Linked DNA regions of Homo sapiens: all the other regions are linked to region 1. The links are chromatin contacts, found by Hi-C or POLR2A ChIA-PET in ENCODE. All regions are on one chromosome and are shown on one strand. The core of a region is the stretch at or near the end of the contact, and the rest is flanking DNA. Distances in the headings are between cores, read along the strand shown.

Region 1 (3,906 bases), core at 483-2,982:
GGCTCGATCTCGGCTCACTGCCACCTCCACCTCCCGGGTTCAAGAGATTCTCCTGCCTCAGCCTCCTGAGTAGCTGGGACTACAGGCGCGTGCCACCACACCCAGCTAATTTTTGTATTTTTAGTAGGGACGGGGTTTCGTCATGTTGGCCAGGCTGGTCTCAAACTCCTGACCTCAGGTAATCCACCTGCCTCGGCCTCCCAAAGTGGCTCCCAGGCGTGAGCCACCGCGCCCAGCCTATTCTTTCTCTTTAGCAATAGAGTCAGCACGCTCCATTACCCGCCAGTTATCTTTTAAGAGAAAATACAAGGCTTCAAATGCACCTGTACGACATCTAAGAGTGCTCTGGCAGAGTCACACCTCTGCAAGGTTAGAGATGTCAAAGGGAGTCCTGGTCTAGCCAGAAATGGGAGAGTGACAAAGTACAGGTGCTTGGGTCGGGTGGGATGGCTCACTCCTGTGATCCCAGCACTTTGGGAGGCCGAAGTGGGAGGATCACTTGGGCCCAGGAGTTCGAGACCAGCCTAGGCAACATAGTGAGACCTTGTCTCTATTTTTTAAAAAAATTAAAAAAGAAAAAAAAAAAAAGCGGCTCTAGCACTTTGGGAGGCCGAGGCAGGCGGATCACCTGAGGTCAGGAGTTCGGGACCAGCCTGGCTAACGTGGTGAAACCCCGTTTCTACTAAAAATACAAAAAATTAGCCGGGCGTGGTGGCGGGCGCCTGTAATCTCAGCTACTCGGGAGGCTGAGGCAGGAGAATCGCTTGAATCCTGGAGGCGGAGGTTGCAGTGGGCCGAAATCGCGCCATTACACTCCAGCCTGGGCAACAAGAGTTAAAAAAGAATGCCTCACAAAAATTCAAGAAATACAGCGACTGCAGATGGGTCGGTTTCACTACAGCACAAGCAGCGGAAAAAGGACACAGATCGGGGAGAAATCACCCTACAAAGATGACAACTGAGGAATGCGGAGTGGGGACTGACACACGTTACGGTGAAACCGTGCACCACGACCAAAGGCGGTCCTAGGACTGCGACTATGTGGGCGCAGAGGCCACCCCCCAGGCTTGGCGGGCGAGTAAAGGCAGGGCTGGGGGCCTGCTCAGTGTGGCCTTAGGGAGGAACTTCGGGGGTCTCCTCTCTCCCCATCGAATCCCTGAGCAGTTCCCGAACAGAAATCGGAGACCAGACGGTGCCTGGGCCCCAGCCCTCCCACGGGGACTGCACCTTGGGCCTGGCTCGGAAGCGGGTCAGAGTCTGCGAAAGACCAGCGAGGACTCTTGGGTTTCGGGGCAGGCCGCGGGCGCCCACCCACGCCAGCACCGGGAGCCGCGCGGCGACTCGGCGAGCCCGGCAGGCAGGACAGGACTGCGGCGCAGGTCTGGCTCAGGCGGAGGAAGCAGCCGCCGCCCCAGCTGACGGAGTGCGGCCGGGGGCTTCCCAGAGGAGGCGGCGACGTCGAGCCCTTTCGAACGTTTCCACCCGGCTAGCTCACGTAGCCTCGGCCCCGCCCGGCCCCGCCCGGCCCCGCCCCACCCACTCCGGCCACCGCCCCCTCCCCGGCCTACAGTTCGCGGGTGGGGCGACCTGCGACAGCCCCTTTAAGAGGCGTGGTCACGTGCTCCGCCCCCACCTCCGCCTCGCGCGCCAGTAAGGGGTGGGGTGCGGGAGGAGGTGCCGGGGAGGTGGGGGGAGCGAAGTGTGCGCTGCTGCGCAGGCGCGGTGGTCGGACGACAGACCGTGTGTTTCCAAAATGGCGGCAGCGATGGATGTGGATACCCCGAGCGGCACCAACAGCGGCGCGGGCAAGAAGCGCTTTGAAGTGAAAAAGGTTGGGTCTCGCCAGCGCCTTCCTCAGGGAAGCTAGAGAGGCGCGGATCTGGCTGGCAGGCCCGAGGATGGTCGAGGCGCGGAGTAAAGGGTTTCATTTCAGGGCGTTCCTGGGACCGGGTACCACGAAAGGAAGCCGGGGGGCGGGTCTTAGAGTTGATCGGCGTGACGGCGGCCCACTGTTGGGGGAAGTGTTGGTTTCGCTGTGAGGCTAAGGGGCCAATCACAGAGCTGCTTATTGAGATACGCGGGGTTGCGACTTGGCGGCGGGAGCCAAGCGCTTGAGCTGTCACTGGAGTGGTTGAGAGGTGGGGGAAGGACAGGGTAGGGTGGGGTGGGGTGGGTGGAATGGGGAGTCGAAGCGAATGCGGCGGTGGAGGATGGGGCAGTGCGGCGAGAGCCTGGAACCTGAGGTCCTACCGCATTAGAGGCCTCTGAGGACCCCCCTTGGTGATCTTGCTCCGCCCCTTTTTGAAGCTTGGGGTCCTCTCACTTGGAGGGGTCCTCTCACTTGGAGGGATCCTCGCTGAACCGAGGCCTCACACTGCCTGGTTAGAGTCTGGAGTGTAATGCTTGGCTCTTCTGAGACGTCTGTTGGCTTTTCACACAACCACCCCACTCTTGGGTTCTCTGTCACGTCCAGAATCTCCCCCTTCCAAAATAATAATAAAAAGCATGGTGGAACTTGTTAAGAAAATCCGAGCCCAAATCCTGTGGCAGTTAGGGAGGGTTGAGTACTAGTCGCGAACGACTTGGTAAGCGTGGGAAAGCAAAAATGGAACGTGTCTTTTTGCATGAAATGCCTTTTAGTGGTTTGCCACAGTTTGGGAGAACAGTATCGATTCTCACCTAACATGAAAGCTGTTCAAAATGGAGATTCTAAAATAGGGAAGATATTCCTAGAACATCTGGCTAAACACTGACAATATCCCCCGTCCTAGTGCTTTTTGGTGTCTCATTGTGGCCACTGCTGCTCAGTTACAGCCAGCAGCCATATTGAAAAATAATAGAAGTAGGGGCTTTTCCTCCACCTTGAAGCTGTGATGTGAAAAGTGGTAAAGAAGTTACTAGGCACTGAGAATGGGGTTTGAAAGCGAAGAAGGTTTGGGAGTATTTGTAATTGAGGAAGCCAGAGTTGAATGAATGAAATTCTGTTAAACTCTTACTGGAATTATTATCTTAATAGAAGAGTCTAAACATATAAAAGTTGAGAACATCAGTTTATTTTATGGTAAGAATCAAAATTCTAGTGAATTGTAGAATTTGTTATGAAGTAATCTAAGATTTAAGTGATGACCTTGTTCTGTGTACTGACACGGGTATTTAATTATCCAGCTTATCCCATGATTACCCATTTTATGATCCAGTCATTATCTTAGTTCATTCTGTTCTCTAGCTTTCACTTCATTGCTCATGCTTCCAGAGCTGTGTAGAGCAGATACTTATTCAGATTTTGAGCTCTTCTGCAACTGCCACCAAAACCTGCACAGAAATTCAAGTTTGTGCCCTTTTTTTTTTTTTTTTTTTTTTTTTGAGATGGAGTCTCACTCTGTCGCCCAGGCTGGAGTGCAGTGGCACGATCTTGGCTCACTGCAACCTCCGTCCCCCAGATTCAAGCGATTCTCCTGCCTCAGCTTCCCAAACAGCTGGTATTATAGACACCCGCCACCAGGCCTGGCTAATTTTTGTATTTTTAGTAAAGATAGGATTTTGCCATGTTGGCCAGGCTGGTCTTGAACTCCTGACCTCAGTGATCGGCCCGCCTCGGCCTCCCAAAATGCTAGGACTATAGGCGTGAGCCACTGCACCCGGCCAGACTAAATTATTTTAAACTATAGGAAACAAATTAAAAGATGACATTAATTTCTGTGTTCATATACTCAGCCTTTTGGAGAATAGAACATACGTGTAGTCTACTGTTGTCTTTGGTATAATAAGATTAACGTAATATCCAAAAACTTTTGTTTGGTGGTTCCCTGTGGCCAAAGAGATGATAACTGCAGCTGCAGCCTGAGGTCCTAAAGAGTATGTGTGTGTGTTACAAGCAGAATGCACTGTTCCCTCTTTTTGTCTTTG
Region 2 (3,906 bases), core at 1,056-3,555, 980 kb after region 1:
AAAAAAAAATTAGCTGGGCAAGGTGGAGCACCTGTAGTCCCACCTACTCAGGAGGCTGAAGCAGAAAGATTGCTTGAGCCCAGGCTGCAATTAGCTGGGGACCCATCGTTGCACTCCAGCCTGCGTGATACAGCAAGACCCTGTCTCAAAAAAAACCAAAACACAAAACAAGGCCGGGCATGGTGGCTCATGCCTGTAATCCCAGCACTTTGGGAGGCCGAGCAGGGCGGATCACGAGGTCAGGAGATCGAGACCATCCTGGCCAACATGGTGAAATCCCGTCTCTACTAAAAATACAAAAATTAGCTGGCTGTGGTGGTGCGTGCCTGTAATCCCAGCTATTCGGGAGGCTGAGGCAGGAGAATCACTTGAACCAAGGAGTCGGAGGTTACAGTGAGGCGAGATCGCGCCACTGTACTCCAGCCTGGCGACAGAGCAAGACTCGTCTCAAAAAAAAAAAAAAAAAAAAAAAAAAAAAATCAAACAAACACAAAAAACCACCCAACTACAAATTAGGCATCCTCCCACTTGGTCTTTTTTCAGATTCATTTTGGCTTAATGGTGCCTTCCCCATTTTAAAAGCGGTCTTTTACTCATAGTGCCCCAGCCTTTTGAAGGCACAGGAACAGGAGCTGGGCTACCACCTTCAAGGGCTGTCAAAGATGGTGAGGTCTGAAGCCAAAGGCAAGCACACCAAACTCCATGGGGGCTGAATGCTGTGGTCTGTAGTGTCTGTGCTTCTGCAGAGTTAGCCTGGTCCCAGAAAGAGGGCATGTGCATGCTGGAGTGAAGAGCTGAATTTGATTTCCAAGCCCCTGGCTGGGGGTCCAGAGGGAGGGCAGGGGCCACCTCCTGCCGGCTCCCTGCTATTGTTGCTCAGGGCCGGCCGTCTTGGTGGTCACCAGTTCAGTGGAGCCCAGCTCTGTGGCTGGCACAGGGACACTGTGGCCAGGTGGGGTGGTTCCTGGGTCTTCCCCAGGAGGAGGCCAGGCAGGAGCTGTGGCATCAGAGATTCCCGGAGACAGAATGATGACCTTGTCCAGGGGCTCTGGGGCTGCAGGCAGAGGGGGTAGAGGCTCCGTACTCAGTCACAGCCTTCCCTCCCTCCCCTAGAAGACTCCTCTGGAGGGGCAGTCCTCCGTCAAATGAAGCCCAATGCAGGGTGGGGAGGGGTGGCACCTGGCTGACCCTGAGTCCAGAGGCCTGGCCAGTGGGGAGCTGGCAGGGCAGGGAGTTGGGGAGCTGGGGCTCAGTCTGGCAAACTCTTCAGGGATTTATGGGGGAACCAAGCTCCGTTAGACTCCCAAAGGGCAGGACAGACTCCTCCCTCAGACGGGGCCCCCTTCCTGCAACCTGTCTCTTCCTCACACTGGGGTCTGTCAGGGCAGAGCTGTTCCTGGCTCCGACCAGGGTCTCAGGGGCAGGACTATGTCTCCCTCCCCAGCCTGAGCTCCTCAGCGCAAACTCTTTTCCACTCTGTCTCCGTTTCCCCTTAAAGCCCTTCTCTCCCCCTCAGGGGCCATGCATCTCCCCCTAGACCGTCCCGACACCCCAGCCCCTGCGCCCCGCTCAGACTGGTTCCCCTACACACGGAACTCACCGTCCTTGTCTCCGTCGGGGGCCTCTGCGGAGGACGCGCCGCGAAGCCGCCGCTGTCGCCGCCTCCAGCTCACCAGACCCACCAGGACCAGCGCCAGGACCAGTGCCAGGCCCAGCAGCGCGGGGGCGCCAAAGAGCAGCCCGGGCAGGGGCAGCGCCGCCTCGCCGGCCCCCGCGCCCACCGACTCCTGCGGCTGCAGCGCCGTCCTGGGCGCAGGGCTGCTGGCCCCGGCTGCTTCGGGAGGGGACAGGGAGGGAGGCCAGGGGGCCGAGGGGAGGGAGGAGCGGGGACGGGGAGGGGCGGAGGGGGGCGAGGCTGGCCGGGGAGGGGAGGGACAGCCGGGGGGCGGTGGACAAGGGGAGGGAGAGAGGCGGCGGTGAGGGCCACGCGGTGATCGCGGGCCCCTCCAGGCCCTGCCCACAGGGTCCTTTCAGCCCTCGGCGCCCCCGGGGGTCGGGGCTCTGCCTGCGCCCTGGCGATCGGGGCCCCGTTCTCCCCGCAGCTGCCGGCGCCGCGCGCCCCGTGGGTCCCCCTTACCCGGTTTCGGCCGCGGCGTGCGCAGGAGCCCGCAGGCCACGCAGTGGCGGACCAGCAGGTCGAAGCACTCGGCCGGGACGCAGGGCGTGGGGGCTGGCGCGTCCCTGCCCCGCAGGCTCCGGGGCCCTCGCCTCATGGTGCCGACGCCGCCGCACAAGCTGCGGGGACTGAGGCTGAGCTGGGCTCCGGGGCCCTCGGGGAGGAAGCGGGGGGCGGGGGGAGCACTCTGCCCTGCCCCGCCCCCGCCTGCTGGGTGGGACCGAGCTCGCCTGGGGCCCCCCTTTCTTTTCTTTTTTTTTTTTTGAGACGGAGTCTCGCTCTGTCGCCCAGGCTGGAGTGCAATGGCGCTATCTCGGCTCACTGCAAGCTCTGCCTCCCGGGTTCAAACAATTCTCTGCCTCAGCCTCCCGAGTAGCTGAGATTGTAGGCGCCCACTGCCACGCCCGGCTAATTTTTGTATTTTTAGTAGAGACGGGGTTTCACCATCTTGGTCAGACTGGTTTTGAACTCCTGACCTCGTGATCCACCTGCCTCGGCCTCCCAAAGTGCTAGGATTACAGGCGTGAGCCACCGCACCCGGCCTGGCCTCTCTTTCTACCTGTGGTTCCCCAATTCAGCCCCTCAACCAGCACCGCCTGGGTGGGCCCTCTGCTGGGTGCTGGGAGGTGTCTGGGGGCAGACCAGAGCCTCCTCTTGGGTAGGGAGGGGGATGGACCCCGCAGCCAGGACACAGACCCTGAGTGGTTCCTCTGCTCCGTCTAGCCAAAGCCTCTCCATGACCCCGAGTGCTCCCCTGCCATCTCCCCCAACCCACCTGTCTCCTCCTCTCTTCCTGCCCTTCCTGGACAGAGCTGGTTGGGGATATCAGACACCTGCTTTTTTTTTTTTTTTTTTTGAAAAAGAGTCTGGCTCTGTGCAGTGGTGCAATCTCGGCTCACTGCAACCTCTGCCTCCCAGATTCAAGCGATTCTCCTGCCTCAGCCTCCCGAGTAACTGGGATTACAGGCATGCACCACCATGCCCGGCTAATTTTTGTATTTTTAGTAGAGGTGGGGTTTCACCATTTGGCCAGGCTGGTCTCGAACTCCTGACCTCAGGTGATCCGCCCTCCTCGGCCTCCCAAAGTGCTGGGATTATAGGTGTGAAGCCACAGTGCCCAGCCTGACATCAGACACTTGTACCAGGCCCAAGTAGCATGTGGGTCTGCCCTGAGGGAATCTCACACTTGTGCTGATGGGGGAAGACAGCCTCGCAGCAAGGGCACCAGCTCACGTCATCCTGGAAGGTGGGCCGGAAGGCTTCATGGAGAGGGCGATGGTGAAGTGTTTGCCAGATGGACTGAGGTCTAGGGAGCAGATGGGGGTGAAGGCCAAAGGGGAGCAAAGGCTTGGAGGCCCAAACAGGAAGTCCAGGGAGTGCTGGGACCGAAAGGCTGGACTGGGGCCTTATCTAGCACATTAGGGAGCTTGGACTGTGGCTGGGGGACACGAGGGAGCCACTGGGGCTTTGTGCAGGGAGGACCCAGGAAGATCTGCCTATGAGTGAGGGAACTGTGACTGCAGTGGAGGGAAGCCCGCCCACACCTGCTCCTTTTCTCCAGGGCTATGTGTCCTCTCCTGCTCACCTCTGTGTCTCACTGCGGGCCCCTCCTGTCTATCTCTGCTCCCCAGTGTTTGGGGTCCCCAACTGTCTGTCACCCGTGTCTCTCTCAGACTGCGTCTCAGAAACACACACAAGCCCCTCCGCCCTCCTGGTCACATGCTACCCCC
Region 3 (3,906 bases), core at 443-2,942, 880 kb after region 1:
CTGACCTCAAATGATCTGCACACCTCGGCCTCCTAAAGTGCTGGAATTACCGGTGTGAGCCACCGCGCCTGGCCAGATCCTTATTTTTTCAATTGCAATACAGCAGTATGCAAGGCACTTACTGTATGCCAAAGCTTATGCCGAGAGCTGGCTGCCAGCAGCTCCTCCTGCCTCGAGGCCTTTGTCCATGTCATCATTTCCCCTTTGGCTGTAACAGCTGCAGTTCTCTCATAATTTTAGGTTTCATCTTAAATGTCACTTCTTCAGAGGCTTCTTGACAGCACAAGTCAGGGCCCTTGTTAGTTTCATCACATCCATTACCTTTCCTTGATCACTTGTACCATCATCTGTAATTTATTTTTATGTTTAATACGGGTGTGGGATTTCTGATTTTTTTTTTTGCTAGACTGGAAGCTCTCAGAGGGCAGGAACCATTTGTTTCCCTGCCACAGAGATGTTCAATAAATATTGTCAATTGAATGTGCAAATAATCTCACTTAACCACAGCTATGAGGGATGCTATTTTATCCCCATTTTAGAGATGACTAAACTGAGGCTTAGAACAATTAACCCAAGGTCACAGTGAATTAGTGGATCCATGTGTCTGCCTCCACACAGCCTGTGTGTTCTTAATTATTGATCACTAAGCAACAGCTGCCTCTCACAAACTGGCAGGAAACTTCAACTTTTCCCTTTTATCAATATATTGTGAACGCCTTTTCTTGCTAATAAATATACATTTGTGTGCGTAATTTTTAATGATCCCATGGTATTCCATCGTGTGGATGTAATTTACATATTCATTTCCTTATTCTCACTTCTTCCTAGTTACAGCACTTCTTTAAGCACTTGTAATTTTTATTCCTTTGGATAAATTCCTAGAAGTTTACAACACGACCAGCTGCAAGATGGGGCAGTGAGGTGCTTGAAGGAGTGGGTGGGCTGCACTTCAGAATCCCGGTGGAACTTTTTCAAAAAACTCGTGCCCGGGGCCCCCCTCTCAGGAGGCCGTCGGTGGGCCTGGGCACTGGCGTGGTTTTCAGGTCCTCAGTGGTTCCGAGGTGCCAGAGATTGAGGACCACTGGAGTAAGCGCGAGGTCACGGCGGGTGCAAAGCAGAAGACGTAAAATCCTGACCGCCCTGGGACAATCTGCAACCTTGTCAAGCCTCCGTGCCCGCCTTTGTAAGGAGGCTGGGAGAAGCGGGACTTGGATGACCCGGACTCCCGTCCCGAGCGCTGGGGTCCAGGTTTGACTCCGCTGGCTTTCTCAGGCGGGCAGGGCGGGGGTAGGCAGCTGGGAAGATGACGTAATGTGCTCCCAGCCAGGCCTGGAGGCGGCCAGCGGTCGCAGGTGGAGGGTGGCCTGTTAACCCTTCACTCCCAGGCCAGTGGACGGACTTGCGTGTGGCGCAGATCCAACGGAGAAGGCAGCGGCTCCTTTAAACAAGGCGGAGAAGGTTAAGATGATGACCGGACGGCTACTCCAGGCATTCGCTCCGAGGCCGCGGGGGGAGGGACCTCACTATGCAAATCTGAGCTGCTGATCGATGACGCGCCATCACCCCACGCACCGCTTCGCTCGCCCATTGGCTGAGATGAGCCTGGTCCCATTGACAACAAACAGGGGGGCGCGCGGCCTGGAGGCGGGGCCGCAGGGGGCGCGGGCTGGGGCGGGGGAATCCCGCCCCGCCCTTTCTGTGCGGCGCCCGGGCGCAACGCAAACATGGCGGCGGGTGGCACCCGTCGGTGAGGCGGTGCCGGGCGGGGGTTGTCGGGTGTCATGGGCGGTGGCGACGGCACCGCCCCCGCGTCTCCCTGAGCGGGACGGCAGGGGGGGCTTCTGCGCTGAGCCGGGCGATGGACGACAGCGGCGAGCTGGGTGGTCTGGAGACCATGGAGACCCTCACGGAGCTGGGCGACGAGCTGACCCTGGGAGACATCGACGGTGAGTGGTGGGTGGGTGGGAGTGCGGGGGCCGCGCGGGGAGGAAGGGGTTACGGCGGCGCGCCCGGGTGCGCGTGCGCCCACCCCCCGACAGCCCCGGTTCGCGCGGGAAGAACCCCGTGCGCACGGTGCCCCCGGCGGTCCTCAACCCTTCCGGCGCTGCGAGCGTGAGCCCGACCCAGCTGCGCCGCTCCGGGAGGCCGTGGGATCTGGGGCGCCGCGGGGCCGAAAGCGGCGCGAGGGTCGCGGGTTCCAGAGCGCGGGGCTAGGGACGTCGCGGGGGCGTCTCAGGGAGCGGCCTAAGGAGAGCGCGTGGCCGCCGCCTCCCTCGCGCGCCCACACGCGGTTTCCGTGGTCCGCTCTCCCGCCGCCCGCGACCGCGCGTCGCACCTGTCACTCCCTTCCTGGCCGCGGGGACGTCTTTGGGATTCCCGGGGCCCAGCCCCCAGTCTCCGCGCCCCGAATCCCTGGGCTTCTCAGGATTGACCGACGGCCAGGTCGCCGGGTGCTCCGCGAAACTTTGGGCAGCGACTGCAGAAGCAAGTTGCTGATGAAGAGAGCAGTGGCGGCGGAGTGTGGACACATCTCTCCGGGATGGAGACCCGGGCGCTCCTGCTGTCACGCTGCAAGGGGAATTGAGCAGAAGAAATTTTGAGTTGTGGCCCCTCGGGTACGGGCTGGGGAGCGGGTGGCCTTTGTTCCAGCGCCTTAACAGCGGAGTGGAAGAGCTGGTAGGAGCCCAGGGATCCACTCTTAAAATACTAATTTTGCGACCACGGGAACAACGATTTGGAGAGGGTCAGCGGCTTGCTCAAGGTCACCCAGCTGGTTAGAGCCTAGTTCTTGCAGTTCCTTGGCCAGTATTGGTTTTTTTATACCCCTCCTTTCAAGAAAGAGTCCAGTTGACTAGGCTAGTAATCTTATTAACTGGATAGTTGCACTCTTATGTTTAGGCCCCAAAATGCTTTGTATTATTTCACTTCTTCCTCACAACAATCCTGTGAGATACTCTTATTACCTCTATTTTAATACGGTAATTAAAGAAGCCGAGGCCAGGAGATGTTGACTTATCTAAGGCCACTCACCTTAGAGAGCTTAGGCAGAAACACAGGTGCATTGTACTTTTCAGTTTTCAGAATGCTTTCATGTCCAGGATCTCACTACAGCCTTGCAGGCATGTATGATGGCTACATCCCCGTTGTGCAGATGAAGAAGCAGAAGCAGCAGAAGATTCTCTTTTGGGGGAAGAGATAAATGCAGCAGCTAATTGAAAAGGATCTGTTTGCCATTTTCCCATTTTGCTTTTGTAATATTTCTCCCCTTGGTTTGTCCTTGATTTCCATTTTGGTCATGTGGGCAGTGTGATAAGACCCTTAATTGAAGCCCCAGTTCTAACCACAGACTCTTTGCTAAGTGCTTCTAAATACAGAAATGGGTTAACAAATGGGGGATGGGGTAGGTGGGGGTTGGGAACATAGCAAGGGCAGCTAACATGTTTTGAGAACTTCTGTGCCAGACGGTGTTAAACAGTTATACACGTTAATGTTCTCAATCTTCCTAACAACCCTGTCAGGTAGAGAGAACTGTTATACTTGTCATCTCCCTCTCACTGATCCTGAAAGTGAGGCCCAGGGTGGTTCATTAATTTACTGAAGATTACACAGCCAGTAGAAAGTACTGTATGTCTATAGCTGCCTACCTGCAAGGGCACAGAAAGAAATTCATGTGCATTTTGCATTCCTATTCCATGATCAATTCCTATTTGTCTTATTTTGTTTATCTGATTTTTAAATTTAAATTTTTATTTATTTAGTTATTTTTTGAGACAGGGTCTCATTCTGTCACCCAGGCTGGAATGCAGTGGCACAATCATAGCACAAACTCTTAGGCTCAAATGATCCTCCTGCCTTGGCCTCCCAAAGTGCTAGGATTACAGGTGTGAGCCACCTAAATTTTTTTTT
Region 4 (3,906 bases), core at 995-3,494, 770 kb before region 1:
ACTAAATAATCAGAATTTCCATTCTAGTAGTTTCCTGCTTTTTCCTGCATCTCAATTGTCAGTGCAGGGCCTGGCTATTTCACTCAGTGCTAGGCAAAGACAGTGGAAGCTTGTTAAGCCACAGCTATTCAGGCTACCAGATTGTCCAGGCATTGGCCTTTGCCTGCCATGAAACAGCTCCTTTCCTGTCGTCATATCTGAGTGGAAAGAGCAAAGGCGGGAGACTGTATAAAGACCCAGAAGCCAGGATGACAACAAGTGTTGTGGGATTTTACAAGCATTCGTAGGTTCCTTTTCAAGGAAAGCCGGGTTTCTAGAATCCATCAGTTGTCTGCTGGCTGGCATGGCAGCCTAGTTTATGGGAGAAGCACACTAGGGAATCCTCCCTTTTCTGGCTTATAGAGATAGGTGGAGTCGATAGTCACAGGGCATTCTCATGCACTTTTTTTTTTTTTTTTTTTGAGATGGAGTTTCACTCTTGCTGCCCAGTCTGGAGTGCAATGGCGCGATCTCGGCTCACCACAACCTCCGCCTCCCGGGTTCAAGCGATTCTCCTGCTAAGCTCAGCCTCCCTAGTAGCTGGGATTACAGGCATGTGCCACCACGCTGGCTAATTTTGTATTTTTAGTAGAGACGGGGTTTCTCCATGCTGGTCAGGCTGGTCTCGAACTCCCGACCTCAGGTGATCTGCCTGCCTCGGCCTCCCAAAGTGCTGGGATTACAGGTATGAGCCACCGCACCCGGCCTCATGCGCTTTTTACCATTTTAGTTACTTTCTTTCCTGAAGCCGTCCTTAAAACATAGATGAATGCGAGTTTCTGGGAACTATGTGACCCTCATTCCCCTACATTTTTTATATTCAGGTGGCAGATTTCCTCCTACTCAGCCCAGCCCTTCTGAATAGGGTCCAAGTCATTGATTTATTCATTTATTTACCTCCTATGTGGTGTTTGGTGTGGAGCCTCACAGAGCAGTGAAGACGTGGTGTTTTTCCTTATACAGTTTACAGTCTCCTGGGGAAGACTAATGTTAAGCACATTCTTTCATAAATTGCAATTATGACCATTGCTCTGAAGAAGTAGTAAAGGATATTATGGGAGTGTTAACAGGAGGGCCTGGTCTGGACTGCGAGGGTCAAGAAGCCTTCCCAGGGTGGAGGCGAACTTTTGAGATGGCCAGGAAAAGATGAACAGAACTACTCAAAGAAGCCAAGTGCAGAGTTTCAGAGGTGAAAGAAACCAAAGATACCATCTAGGGAAGCCCAATCTCCGCCGGCTACCAATGAGAAAACGGAGGCCAGGCAGGGTGGGAGGATGGGTAAGGGACTTACTTACTTGCTGTTAGCAGTGAAGTTACACGGCCTGTGAGCCGCGGGGGCTGGAGATGCAAACCGAGCTTGGGTTTCTTAAGTGGGTAGGAGTGGAGATGTATATGCGAAGGAGAAGGGATTAGGAGTGGTGGAAACCAGGTAGGTTTTAATTTAGTGCCTAGGCTCCCTCAGCTGCAGAGCTACCTCCTGCGGTGGGGGAGGGGATTAAAGATGACTCAGACCTGCCCTAGCCCAGAGAAACTCCGTTTGCAGTGCTGAAGCATAGTTTTTATTTGGGTTTGGGGGAGGAGGTACTGAACACACATACAGGCAAAACAATAAGTGTAGAGTTCAGAATTGGGAAACCAGTCCCTCTTCTGCAGCTGTTCAGCTGTGTGATTTGGGATAAGTCACTTAACCTTTCTGAATTGCAGTTCAGTTTATACTTTTGTGCGTTTCTTTCAGTCTTTTTCTATACATTTTAGGAGTTTCTTAGAGATCAGTCGTGCCCTGTATTTCACCTCATTCTTTCAAAGCTAAAGCCTCTTGTTTGGTAGAGCTGTGTTTCAGCCCCTTTTACAGAGCAGTTTGCCAGCCTGTGCTTGCCCAAACATCTAGAGAATAACTAGCAAGCGAGCCAGGAGAAGATCCAGGAGCTGTAAGAATCGTTAGCAACTGAGCATATTTCTATAAACCAATAAAGGTTTTTCTGTTTTGTTCATCTGTTACCCTTATGCTGTTGCCACTTTCACATGCAGTGTCTGTAGGCGGAGAGTATGAGATAACAGCATTTCACAAATGAAAGTGAGTGGAAAAGGGCTGCTTCCCCTTTAAGGCAGTCTCAGCTCCAGCTCCCTCCCCTTTCCTGATTGACAAACCTACCCGAAGTCACATGATCTGCCTCTATTTGAAGGTCACAAAAAGCTGCTTCCTTTAGAGACAGAGAGGGAGAGAGAGAGCAAGAGGGAGAGTGTGTGAGAGAGAGTTAGTTCAAGCCAAAATGGCCGACAGAGTCTCTGCTGGTTTCTGAATATTTAAAATACAAAAAAACAGATAGACAAAAAGAATTCATTTTTTGGACCTTTTTTCATTTCCATTTCTACCTTGTATGCCTCAATTTGCTGGATTTAAGCACTGCTGCACTTTATGAGGTTGGTAAATATTTTCAATTTTTTTTAACCAATTGATTTATATGGATCTTGTCTAACCGTTTTCACTGGTGGTGTTGCAAATCGACATTTGTCTAGCATGGAGACTGGCTTCAGACATTTCGTGGATCTGTGTAAATCAGACCCGTGATGTACTTTGGTTCGGCATTTTAGAAATGGAAAAGACGTGGTAAAATATTTAGATTTTGAAGTGATTTAATTGCACTTTTAATGTATATGCAGATTTTCATCATCGTTTCTATCTTGCAATAAATGAAGCTGCGAGTAATTGGAAATTTGCTATTTAGAAAGAGGTTTTTAAAAAACACAGACCTCCCCCTCCCCCCTTAAATCTGCTGCAAAAATTTGCATAAATATAAATGGGTTTGCATTCTTTCGGCTGCTAAGGCCGACAAAGGATCTGGGAGGGCAAGCCCTAGAACGGGAAAGCCTTTTTCTATCTTTTTATTTTTTAAACTGGGCCCTCCTTCCTAGAGAGATGTAAAACCTAAAGTAAGACCTAATACATTTTAAACATCAGGTTGGGGGCGGGTGAACACCAGGAGGTTTGGGGTTTGTAGATTCCCCTGCTTGAAAACCTCCCAAGCAATATGTGGCTCACCCCTCTCCTTTCTGCGCGCGCTCATTTGCACTGGGTCTCTGTGTGTGTTCTCAAATGTGCAGCCAGATGCGCTTTTATTTTGATCCTGGATTCAACCAAAGGGTAGGACTATGTTGTAAACATGGTGTTTTAAAGATATGAACAGCTATTCACCGCGATTAGAAATTATTTCTTTATCAGTTCTCCCTGTGTATTAGCCTTCTTCATTCCTCACGAAATAAAATTTTTGTTTAATTTTACACAGATGCAAAACTGAGTTTTTCAGCATAAATTCATCGTGTGAGTGTGTGGTTGCCTGTTTCGGCCATGTATCCACTGCGAAGTGGTCATTTAGGGTCACATGTATAAGTAGCAGTCTATGTGATTGTTAGTAACCCCTGAAGCTGTGCAGTGCCTGAAGTTAAATTCCATTACTCCTAATGCAGGATTCTGGAAGCCTGAGAGCAGGGAGGAAAGAAAGCTGAAAACTTGCTTTCTCAGAGCCTCCTCCCCCTATCATTGTGAGAGTGTGATGTAATGCTTCTCGGTCTGGTGGGCTGAAAGGATTGTAGTTTGTGATGTGGCGGGTAAATTGCCCCCACCCCTGGGTAAATTACTCCACCCCCCTGAGCACATCCCTGGCTCTGAGAGGCCTTGTTTTCTTTTCTCTTTTTTTCCTAATTTGTATCCTCCTGATTTATGCTGTGGCATATTGGCATGAGAAAGAGACTGTTCTTCTAAATCTGTTACAAAGTATAGTTTAGAAAAGGCATTTAAAATATGCAAATGGGTTGAATTGTCATATCCCCATCATTAAATATGTAGACGTGGATTAAAGCTAATTAAGC
Region 5 (3,906 bases), core at 408-2,907, 740 kb after region 1:
GCCTCCCAAAGTGCTGGGATTACAAGCATGAGCCACCGCGCCTGGCCCTGTTGCATGTTTTAAAATAGATATACTTAGAAATATTACATGGAACCCCCAAAGTATGTACAACTATGATATGTCAATTTAAAAAAACTTTAAAAATTGCCATTGTTTCCAACAACCCATTCTCTGGAAATCAGGATTCTCAAATCTCAATAAACATCAAATTCATAAAAGAGGAAGACTTCAGGAATCTGAACAATCATTAAATACCTAAATGTTTCACTATTAGTCAACAAAAAAGTTAAACTCAATTTTAAAACCAAACTAGCTTATAAACACTAATTGAAACTTGCTTAGGGTGTATTTATTTGCCTTTCAATTTCTTCAGGGGTTAAATAAATTAACGAATGATATCATACCACCAGCCAACCTAAATCCCTACCTAGCATGATCAGTTTGGTTTCGCTGTACACCAGACAGCCAAAACTTGCAAGGTTTTGATTGAACAACAAATACTGCGTGCTTACTCTGTACCAAGCATCAGGACTAGATGTTTACCATGCTTTATTTCATTTGATCCTCACAACACCCTCATGCACTGTCATCCCCATTTTACAGTTGAGGAAAACTGCAAAGTTCAACCTGAGACCATCCGATTCCAAAACGTTTCAGGGAGCTGCGTTAAAGCGAGCACTGAGTTTGGAAGCTTCAAGTTCTAGGCTCAGCCACGTACTAAGCTTCAAAATGCATGGGAGGAGGTTTGTGGGGAGTGCTACCGCCGGGATCCAAGCTCCACTGGAAGGATTAACTATAGAAGTTACAGTGCTTTACAAATTCTTCCCTCCTCACCAAGTGCCAACCAAAACTACTACGCCAGGACACACGTTTTAGAACTTTCCCTAGATGTTTAAAAGTCAGAGACGACCAAGAGTTTAGAGACGCCGCACGTGGTGCTACCAGACTTCTGGTTTTTGAAGCCACCGCCTTGCAGGAGAAGCCTTTCCTGCACTCCAGGCCGTGAGTCGCGCTCACTTCATGTTCCCCACAGCCCCCAAATGCCAAAGGCTCCTCTAGGTCCCTGGCGCGTGTGACTCGCGGCGGGCACTAAGCGCAGACCCATGGGAGATCTCCTCCTGAACCCCAGCAACGGGGGTGGGGTGAGGTAGGGTGGGTAGGAGAGGTTGATCCGAATCCCAGGGTCCCACGCCATCGTAGATTTCGTATGAAAAGAAACAAGGAAAAAAAAAAGTTGGAGCCAAGTTTTCTTCACCCAACTTTTTGCCCTCTCCCACGTGGGTTGGTCTCTTTCTCCCAGGCTGGGCCATGCCCCCTCCGCTCGCTGCAGGCCTTTTGCCAAGCAAACAGACCGTGCGGCAAAGCAACACAGCTGCGGGGATCCTAAGGTTTCCTGAGTTCTAACCTCGGGCCAGGCTGCTGGGACCCCGCCGCTGCTGGGGTTCTAACTAAGGGCCCGGCGGTTAAGACCCAACGCCGGCGGATGAGACGGCGCAGGCTCTAAGCCTCCATCTAACAGGCTAGGGAGTGAACGCAACCCTGAGTCTCCCGCTTCCCGGTCCCTCGGCCGGCGCACGCACTCACCATGGCTGCGGTTCCGCGGGCTCAGCACTCCTAGGGGAGCGCAGCTGACGTTTCAGAAGCACTCGCGTGCACCGGAAAAACTCACAGAAGCAGCAGCGGAAATGGCCCCGCGCGGCAGGAAGCGAAGGTGACGCTACGCGAGCGAGTGGGCCCCGCCCTCTACGGGGGCACTGGCGCGGAAACTGGCCCTGTGTCGAAGAAGGAACGTACTTTGGCGTTCTTATGAGCTGCCTAGTACAAATTATTGGCAGAAACAATGAATTAAACATTCAAAAAGTAACCCACCGGCCGGCCGCAGCGGCTTATGGCTGTAATCCCGGCACTTTGGGAGGCCGAGGCGGGCGCATCACCTGAGGACAGGAGTTCGAGACCAGCCTGGCCAACATGGCGAAACCTCGTCCCTACTAAAAAATACAAAAATTAGCCAGGCGTGGTGGCGGGCGCCTGTAACCCCAGCTACTTAGGAGGCTGAAGCAGGAGAATCGCTTGAACCCCGGAGGTGGAGGCTACAGTAAGTTGAGATCATGCCACTGCACTCTAGCACTCCAGCTGAGGCGACAGAGCGAGACTCTCAAAAAAAAAAAAAAAAAGGCCGGCCGGGTGCGGTGGCTCCCGCCTGTAATCGCAGCACTTTGGGAGGCTGAGGCAGGCGGATCACTAGGTCAGGAGATCGAGACCATCCTGGCTAACACAGTGAACCGTCTCTACTAAAAATACAAAAAATTAGCCGGGCATGGTGGCGGGCGCCTGTAGTCCCAGCTACTCGGGAGGCCGAGGCAGGAGAATGCCGTGAACCCCGGAGGCGGAGCTTGCAGTGAGCCGAGATCGCACCACTGCACACTGCACTCCAGCCTGGGCAACAGAGTGAGACTCCGTCTCAAAAAAAAGAAGAAAAAAAAGAGGGCCGGGTGCGGTGGCTCACGCCTGTAATCCCAGCACTTTGGGAAGCTGAGGCGGGCGGATCACCTGAGGTTGGGAGTTCGATACCAGCCTGACCAATATGGAGAAACCCCCGTCTCTACTAAAAATACAAAATTAGCCGGGCGTGGTGGCGCATGCCTGTAATCCCAGCTACTCGGGAGGTTGAGGCAGGAGAATCGCTTGAACTTGGGAGGTGGAAGTTGCAGTGAGCCGAGATCGCGCCATTGCACTCCAGCCTGGGCAACAAGAGTGGAAACTCGGTCTCAAAAAAAAAAAAAAAAATTCCAGCCACTAAACAGTTAAGGCCTGGCTCATTATAATTGGCTGACGTCCCTGCCTGCTCAGATATTTAATATTTTGAATAGAACTTTTGGGTAAAAGAGTCTTCAGGGTAACATTTATTTTCCCACCAACACTGATCCTAAGATGGGAAAAGTAATTCCCCCACAGGAAATCAGGATACTGCAAGCAACGAGAAAGGCATGTTGAGTGGTTAAACAAGAATACATGTATTCAATACAGTGTTCATTAAATGTTTGATAATAGAAGGACAGGCAGATCCAAGTATTTCATAGGAAGAAAGAAATCAAGCAGACCGCAGGTTATATCACCCCATCACACATTCAGGGAACTTAATCTTTTCATTCCAGAGGATGGGTTTGTTTAAAACAAGTTCTTCCTCCTAATTACTTTTGAACAATTCCCCAATACTGTCCTTACCTGCACCAAGAGCATGCTAACCAGGCCTGGCACCAGGGTCAGAGTTGAGGCTGGGGCATCAGCCCCCTTTGTGAGGTGGCCTCAGTGACAGGGGTGCTATGAGGTGGCGGCTATCCTACTGCAGCTGGCTGCATCAGATGTGCCAGGCCTGCCCTCTAGCTCCCAACACCATCTGCCTGATCTAAGCTTTGCCATGTTGTTGTCACTGCTGGGTGCCTGTGCTGTGGTGGGGCCATTCCATGGCCCTGAGTGGGAGCCAGTGCAGGGCCTGCTCTCCCAGAATCACAGCTGCAGGGACCCTCAGTGCTGTGGCAACCTGCTTGTCCTCTGCCTCTTTCTGGTCTGGCAGGTCCGGCACTGTTGGCACCAGGTCACCAGGACCCGCTTCAGCACAAGGAATGTCATCAAGGTGAGTGGGCCCCATACACCTTCACCCTTCTTCCCTCAGCACCATGATTGTCTCTGTCACTTGTTACAAGGACCTTGTTTTATGCCTGGTGTACCAGAAATGAATCAGAGGGAAACTCAGGCTGCTCAGGGAGAGCATCGGCCAAGCCCCAAACCCAGGAGTCACCCTGAGCTCCTCTCTTTCCCTCACTCCACACATTCAATCCATCTGCAGGTCCCAGGGGCTATACTTGCAAATTGTATCTCAAATCTGATCACTTCTAACCACACCAC

What was found. A loop is a pair of places that touch in the nucleus more often than their neighbours do. ChIA-PET counts read pairs that join two places held with the same protein, here RNA polymerase II (POLR2A). Pooled maps may share reads with other maps.
Region 2: a loop to region 1 is called in a map with no recorded cell type, with 7 times the contacts of the local background. The contact joins the promoter of TNFRSF13C here to the promoter of RBX1 in region 1. A Hi-C loop is called at or near these places in 2 of 37 single-sample maps with no recorded cell type and 2 of 50 pooled maps. POLR2A ChIA-PET finds 5 or more read pairs at or near these places in 1 of 52 experiments (GM12878).
Region 3: a loop to region 1 is called in a map with no recorded cell type, with 18 times the contacts of the local background. The contact joins the promoter of SREBF2 here to the promoter of RBX1 in region 1. A Hi-C loop is called at or near these places in 2 of 37 single-sample maps with no recorded cell type and 9 of 50 pooled maps.
Region 4: a loop to region 1 is called in a pooled map, with 24 times the contacts of the local background. The contact joins the promoter of TNRC6B here to the promoter of RBX1 in region 1. A Hi-C loop is called at or near these places in 3 of 37 single-sample maps with no recorded cell type and 9 of 50 pooled maps. POLR2A ChIA-PET finds 5 or more read pairs at or near these places in 4 of 52 experiments (H1, OCI-LY7, activated B cell and 1 more).
Region 5: a loop to region 1 is called in a map of CD8-positive, alpha-beta T cell, with 19 times the contacts of the local background. The contact joins the promoter of SNU13 here to the promoter of RBX1 in region 1. A Hi-C loop is called at or near these places in 1 of 168 maps with a recorded cell type or tissue (CD8-positive, alpha-beta T cell) and 8 of 50 pooled maps. POLR2A ChIA-PET finds 5 or more read pairs at or near these places in 2 of 52 experiments (CD4-positive, alpha-beta T cell and activated T-cell).

The regions. Positions count from the first base shown.
Region 1 is chr22:40,949,646-40,953,551 of GRCh38, forward strand. RBX1 (ring-box 1) reads left to right here and starts at 1,733. Exons shown (of 5, transcript NM_014248.4): 1 at 1,733-1,831. The coding sequence starts at 1,754. RefSeq lists enhancers at 695-1,285, 1,800-2,009, 2,465-3,053 and a silencer at 1,170-1,749.
Region 2 is chr22:41,924,501-41,928,406 of GRCh38, forward strand. It overlaps TNFRSF13C (TNF receptor superfamily member 13C), which reads right to left and starts at 2,306. Exons shown (of 3, transcript NM_052945.4): 1 at 2,138-2,306; 2 at 1,601-1,831; 3 at 1-1,054. The coding sequence starts at 2,273. The coding sequence ends at 867. It also overlaps a transcript of CENPM not described here. RefSeq lists enhancers at 533-1,034, 1,035-1,534 and a silencer at 1,627-2,366.
Region 3 is chr22:41,831,413-41,835,318 of GRCh38, forward strand. SREBF2 (sterol regulatory element binding transcription factor 2) reads left to right here and starts at 1,693. Exons shown (of 19, transcript NM_004599.4): 1 at 1,693-1,946. The coding sequence starts at 1,859. CCDC134 (coiled-coil domain containing 134) reads left to right here. Exons shown (of 7, transcript NM_024821.5): 7 at 1-752. SREBF2-AS1 (SREBF2 antisense RNA 1) reads right to left here and starts at 3,253. Exons shown (of 2, transcript NR_157279.2): 1 at 3,031-3,253; 2 at 1-2,568. RefSeq lists enhancers at 1-220, 1,047-1,556, 1,162-1,818, 3,609-3,906 and silencers at 1,597-1,936, 1,997-2,386.
Region 4 is chr22:40,175,681-40,179,586 of GRCh38, forward strand. It overlaps TNRC6B (trinucleotide repeat containing adaptor 6B), which reads left to right and starts at 2,245. Exons shown (of 23, transcript NM_001162501.2): 1 at 2,245-2,460. The coding sequence starts at 2,456. RefSeq lists an enhancer at 2,084-2,133.
Region 5 is chr22:41,687,210-41,691,115 of GRCh38, forward strand. It overlaps SNU13 (small nuclear ribonucleoprotein 13), which reads right to left and starts at 1,658. Exons shown (of 3, transcript NM_001003796.2): 1 at 1,585-1,658. The coding sequence starts at 1,587. It also overlaps the pseudogene C22orf46P. RefSeq lists enhancers at 858-1,027, 1,578-1,757 and a silencer at 1,139-1,338.